2 separate regions of the Homo sapiens genome follow, and region 2 is linked to region 1. A link is a loop called in an ENCODE intact Hi-C map of the cell type or tissue named here. Cell type or tissue: dorsolateral prefrontal cortex. All regions are shown on one strand. Each heading gives the region's core, and the rest is flanking DNA. Links, peaks and the distances in the headings are about the cores only. Region 1 holds the start of TIA1 (TIA1 cytotoxic granule associated RNA binding protein). Region 2 has its middle 22 kb from the start of LINC01816.

What was found. A loop is a pair of places that touch in the nucleus more often than their neighbours do. Peaks named below come from ENCODE experiments on the same cell type or tissue, not always from the same donor. Only the 100,000 strongest peaks of a DNase experiment are listed, where the experiment ranks them.
Region 2: a loop joins it to region 1, with 4 times the contacts of the local background. A loop is called at or near these places in 15 of 110 quality-filtered maps.

The regions. Positions count from the first base shown.
Region 1 is chr2:70,247,752-70,250,658 of GRCh38, forward strand. It overlaps TIA1 (TIA1 cytotoxic granule associated RNA binding protein), which reads right to left and starts at 877. Exons shown (of 13, transcript NM_022173.4): 1 at 654-877. The coding sequence starts at 679. TRG-CCC2-1 (tRNA-Gly (anticodon CCC) 2-1) reads right to left here and starts at 1,310; the gene lies at 1,240-1,310. RefSeq lists enhancers at 1-458, 459-1,273. In dorsolateral prefrontal cortex, for the core only: CTCF peaks have their summits at 1,012 and 1,274; DNase peaks (open chromatin) are centred at 940, 1,290 and 1,790; H3K4me3 peaks cover 1,991 bases; H3K27ac peaks cover 2,248 bases.
Region 2 is chr2:70,146,286-70,149,192 of GRCh38, forward strand. No RefSeq gene overlaps it. Among named protein-coding and RNA genes, the nearest start is that of LINC01816, 22 kb to the left of the region's middle. RefSeq lists enhancers at 6-55, 2,648-2,907. In dorsolateral prefrontal cortex, for the core only: no CTCF peak of the experiment used is centred there; no DNase peak of the experiment used is centred there.

The DNA.
Region 1 (2,907 bases), core at 86-2,585:
TATATTCCTTCTGGGTGAGATTTCCAAATCCTTGGGGTGTCTGGTTAGGCTTTTTGGTCGGTGGGTGCTACAGAAGGAAAGCCAGAGGTTAAAGAAAAATGCTTGGCTTTTTTCCAATTGGCAACTGCAAGAATAAAGTTTACTGCACTGAAAATGAGTACAAGCACCCTCGAGGAGGAAAAAAAATCTTATCACCGAGAAGAAAATGAAAGGAAGAATTTCAGTAGGAAATCAAAAGTAAAATTAAAGGGAGACGGCTGTAAAGATAAGAAGAGGTTAATCAAAAAGGGGGAGAAGCGGGAAAAGGAAAGAAAGCATAGGACAAAAGGAAGGTTCGACGAGTTCTAAAAAGAGGTCTGAATTAAAGTCTTTTCTCCAGGTCTAAGACCACAGAGGGCCCGTGGCGAGAGCAAAGGTCATGCAATGGTGTTGCTAAAGTGAAGGGATTAATTGAGAGGGTTGAGCCCCGTCTCCCTTCACCTCGTCCTCACAGATTGGGTCTTGGTTGTAAGCATCCAGGTGCATGCTAAGGAAACAAAAACCACGATATCGCGGTGTCCACGGAGAACAATAGGCTGGGAGCGGCGCAGGGCCGAGGCCTTCCCTCCGGGACGACCACCATCCCGCCTCCCTCATCGCTGCCCCAGACTCACAGAGTCTTGGGCATCTCGTCCTCCATGGCTGCTGCTGTCGCGGCGGCGCCTCCAGGTCCAGCTCCCTGCCCTTCACTACCTCCCAAATCGTTTAAGCGGTTATGGCTACAGGATAGTGGGGTTTCTCGGCTGACCAGAGGTTACTCCGCCTCCTCCTCCGGCGGCAATTACACTAAACCGCCCGGCCCAGCGGGAACAATGAAACCCCAATACAAGATGGCGGCGAGCCGGGAGCCTAGGAGCAGCCAGCAAAGTTACCCGGGCCGCGCAGGCGCAGAATAATCTTGCACTCTCAACCTCCGGGCCGCCCGGCTACACCTTAATCCATAGGTTCACTTGTTGCGCAGCCGCTCTTCCACCCGACGCGAGGGACGCCTCAGACTGCGCAGGCGCAAGTATTAACTACTTCACGATTTGCGTGAACTTTTTTGTCTTCTGGCTGCGGATTCGAGTGTTTCGACCGCGAATTATGAGGGAGTGGAAACCTTCAGGGACAGTAAAAAGCCTAAATCTTTCCTCTTTTGGAAAGATATATAAAGACTCTTCAAGCTATCTGGTTTTTAGCGAGCGAGAAGCAAAACGCCTATGCGCCGCCCGGGAATCGAACCCGGGTCGCAAGAATGGGAATCTTGCATGATACCACTACACCAGCGGCGCTGTTGACATGCCCAGCCGCCACAGTATTTTAGGAGGAAATAGAAGCAGACGTTCTCTCATGTGAAAAGAATTGTCATGTATTATTTATTCATTTAAAAGTAAAAGTTTATTGACAGTCTGTAATCTTCTGTTTTCCAATAACATAAATAATTTATCTTTTCTCATCCCAAACATAGGAATGGATGTTTCAACTTTCTCTGTACAGAAAAAAAATTTCAATTTAAAATGTTTACTTAAGAAATAAGAAAAAAGAAAAAAAGTTTTACTTAAAAAAGTAAGGATTTTATTAAGAATTTGCGTCGTTGGTGCTAGCCAGATTTTTCAGCGCGGGGAGGATATTTCCAGATGCCAGATTTTTATTTATATTTGCATTTCTTCCGTGTATTGATTGCACATTGAAAAGCATTTAAGAAATAGCTGTTTAGGCCGGGGGCAGTGGCTCACGCCTGTTATTCCAGCACTTTGGATGGCTGAGGCGGGCGGATCACCTGAGATCAGGAGTTCGAGACCAGCCTGACCAACATGGCGAAACCCTGTCTCTACTAAAAATACAAAAATTAGCTGGATGTGGTGGTGGGGGCCCGTAATCCCAACTACTCAGGAGGCTGAGGCAGGAGAATCCTTGAATCTGGGAGGTGGAGATTGCAGTGAGCCGAGATCTTGCCATTGCACTCCAGCCTGGGCAACAGAACGAGGATCCGTCTCAAAAAACAAACAAAGAAACAAACAAAAAACCCCAGCTATTTAATGCAAATTGGTCACAAGAATCTTAAAAGTAAACAAGTCAAAAGATACATAAACTTCAGTCCAACTTTAGGAGGCAGAGAAATTAGAGCTCTGAAATGTGATTCAGTATACTCTGTATGCATTTCACATTGCTTATTATATATATATGTCACTAAAGTAATCCTATGTCTAGGAATCTATCCTACAGAAATAAAACAATTAATTTATAAAGATTTATGTGCCAAGATACAACTGCAGCATTGTTTACAGTAGAAAAAAATGGAGTAACCTGAATATCCATCAATGCCACTTATGGTAATTTATTCAATTTACACCAAATACATGTGGAACTTTTTCTTTTTCTTTCTTTCTTTTTTTTTTTTGAGACAGTCTCGCTCTATCTCCCAGGCTGGAGTGCAGTGACACAATCTTGGCTCACTGCAACCTCTGCCTCCCAGGTTCAAGCGATTCTCCTGCCTCAGCCTCCCTAGTAGCTGGGATTACAGACGTGCGCCACCACCTAAATTAGCCTAACTAATTTTTGTATTTTAGTAGAGACAGGGTTTTGCCATGTTGGCCAGGCTGGTCTTGAACTCCTGACCTCAGGTGATCTGCCTGCCTTAGCCTCCCAAAGTGCTGAGATAACAGACGTGAGCCGCTGCCCCCAGATGGAACATTCATTTTATGGACTATTTTGCAGTTATTGAAAAGCTATTAATCAGATCTGTAGTGTTGAACTGGAAAATATCTATGATGTAAGTTTATTTAAGTTGTAGAAATATTTTTTAAACATAGGAGAATTTACACATCGAAAAACGTGATGTCGGCTGAGCGGGGCGGCTCACGCCTGTAATCCCAGTCTTTGGGAGAC
Region 2 (2,907 bases), core at 173-2,672, 100 kb before region 1:
TTGTCCCAGAGGTGTCTGGAGGCTGGGAGTGGGTGCAGCAGTTCTGCTGGTCCTCCTAGGCCCGTGCTTGACTTGGTAGAGGGGGTGTCAAGTTAGAAAAAAAGGGGTGACTCTGAACTCCATTCCAGATTGTGATGGGCTGTGATAGTGTCCTGGAGTGGTGCTGGGGGGAAGATCTGACTGCTTGAGCAGAGTCCTCTTTGGGTGGATGATTTGCTCCACCCGTGTGTTTTGTGGCCCCTGTGGTTCTTCTGAGTCATTCAGGTATTACTAGAGCAGGCATCTGCCTGTCACCCACAGGTGTGTTTTGTGAAAAAGCTGTGACTGATGTCCTCCAAGTTTTCAGGTTGAAGGATTTCTCAGGATGGCCAACCACGGTCTTTCCTTGGGTGTTCCTGCTCTTCAGGCAAGCCTCTGCCTTATCTAGTTTTTGTTTGTTTGTTTTTTTTTTTTTTTGAGATGAGTCTCGCCTCTATGGCCAGGGTGGAGTGCAGTGGTGCGATCTTGGCTCACTGCAACCTCTGCCTCCCAGGTTCAAGCGATTCTCCTGCCTCAGCCTCCCGAGTAGCTGGGACTACAGGCACGCGCCAACACGCCTGGCTAATTTTTGTATTTTTAGTAGAGACGGGGTTTCACCATGTTGGCCAGGATGGTCTCAATCTCTTGATCTTGTGATCTGCCCACCTCAGCCTCCCAAAGTGCTGGGATTACAGGCATGAGCCACTGTGCCGGGCATGCCTCATCTAGTTTTATCTTCTCCACCTATCCAAACCCTTCCTCTCCTTTGAAGCCCAATTCAAGTTCTAGGTCTCTGTGCACCTCCCTGGATTCTCAACAATTTTCCCTATTGTCTGACGCACTTAGGAGCTGACACAAACCAGCCCCTCAATCCCAGAGGGTAGACAACACAATGTGGTTATTCCTTCTCTTTTAGAGGCATAGTACCTCTCTTACCAAAAATGTCTCCCCCTCTGTTAGGCCAATCAGTGCCTTTTTGGGGGCTGGGAGGGGTTCTGCCTTTTGGATCAGAGAGTGGAGCAGTGAGTCCTGCTCCAGTGAGGAAGCCATACATTCAGGCACTTCAGGAGCCAGAATTCCTACTAGGGGAGCTGCTCTGTGCTGAGATCAAATGAAGCCCCAGAGAGAGGCAGAAATGGGTCAGATGGACCCTAGCTCCACAGGTCCCGAGGCCCAGCCACATCAGCTCCAGCCCAGTGTGGTTGTCTAGCTCTGCTTTAGTGTCCACAAGCCAGTCATTCATACCTATTTTGCCCAAGCTGGTTAACTGGCTTTCTGTCACTCGCAATTCAAAGTACCTGGTATGGCCGAGCGTGGTGGCTCACGCCTGTAATCCCAGCACTTTGGGAGGTCGAGGAGGGCAGATCACGAGGTCAGGAGTTCAAGACCAGCCTGGCCAACATAGTGAAACCCCGTCTCTACTAAAAATACAAAAAAAAAATAAAAAAAATTAGCTGGGAATAGTGGCGGGTGCCTGTAGTCTCAGCTACTTGGGAGGCTGAGGCAGGAGAATCGCTTGAACCCAGGAGGCGGAGGTTGCAGTGAGCCGAGATCACGCCACTACACTCCAGCCTGGCGACACAGTGAGACTCCATCTCAAAAAACAAACAAAAACAAAGAAAGTACCTGGCACATAGTAGGCATGCAAGAAATGTTCATTCCCTTCTTTCCTCCTTAAAGATAGGCTTATACTTCTGGGTCTTTCAGTATCTCTATTCTGTGATCATTCAATCAGAAACAGCAATTGAATTTTACTAACTGAGAATATATAGAGATACAAGTATGAAGTGAACAAGCTATTACAGGCATTAGTTTTAAACAGCAATATTCCCTTGATACCTGTGAGAGGTGACAGCGTGCTGGCAGTCCTCAGAGCCCTCGCTTGCTCTCGGCACCTCCCCTGCCTGGGCTCCCACTTTGGTGGCATTTGAGGAGCCCTTCAGCCCCCCACTGCACTGTGGGAGCCCCTTTCTGGGCTGGCCAAGGCTGGGAGGTGTGGAGGGAGAGGCACGAGCGGGAACCTGGGCTGTGTGCGGCGCTTGCGGGCCAGCTGGAGTTCCCGGTGGGCGGGGACTTGGTGGGCCCCGCACTCGGAGCAGCCAGCCAGCCCTGCTGGCCCCGGGCAATGGGGCACTTAGCACCTGGGTCAGTGGCTGCGGAGGGTGTACTGGGTCCCCCAGCAGTGCTGGCCCACCAGCGCTGCGCTCGATTTTTCGCCGGGCCTTAGCTGCCTTCCTGCGGGGCAGGGCTTAGGACCTGCGGCCCGCCATGCCTGAGCCTTCCACCCACTCCATGGGCTCCTGTGCGGCCCGAGCCTCCCTGACGAGCACCACCCCCTGCTCCACAGTGCCCAGTCCCATCGACCACCCAAGGGCTGAGGAATGTGAGCGCATGGCGCAGGACTGGCAGGCAGCTCCACCTGCAGCCCCAGTGTGGGATCCACTGGGTGAAGCCAGCTGGGCTCCTGAGTCTGGGGGGGAATGTGGAGTCTTTATATCTAGCTCAGGGATTGTAAATACACCAATCAGCACCCTGTGTTTAGCTCAAGGTTTGTGAGTGCACCAGTCGACACTCTGTATCTAGCTGCTCTGGTGGGGACGTGGAGAGTCTTTATATCTAGCTCAGGGATTGTAACTACACCAATCAGCACCCTGTGTTTAGCTCAAGGTTTGTGAGTGCACCAATCAACACTCCGTATCTAGCTGCTCTGGTGAGGATGTGGAGAACCTTTATGTCTAGCTCAAGGATTGTAAATACACCAGTCGGCACTCTGTATCTAGCTCAAGGTTTGTAAACACACCAATCAGCACCCTGTGTTTAGCTCAAGGTTTGTGAGTGCACCAATCGACACTCTGTATCTAGCTGCTATGGTGGGGCCTTGGAGAACCT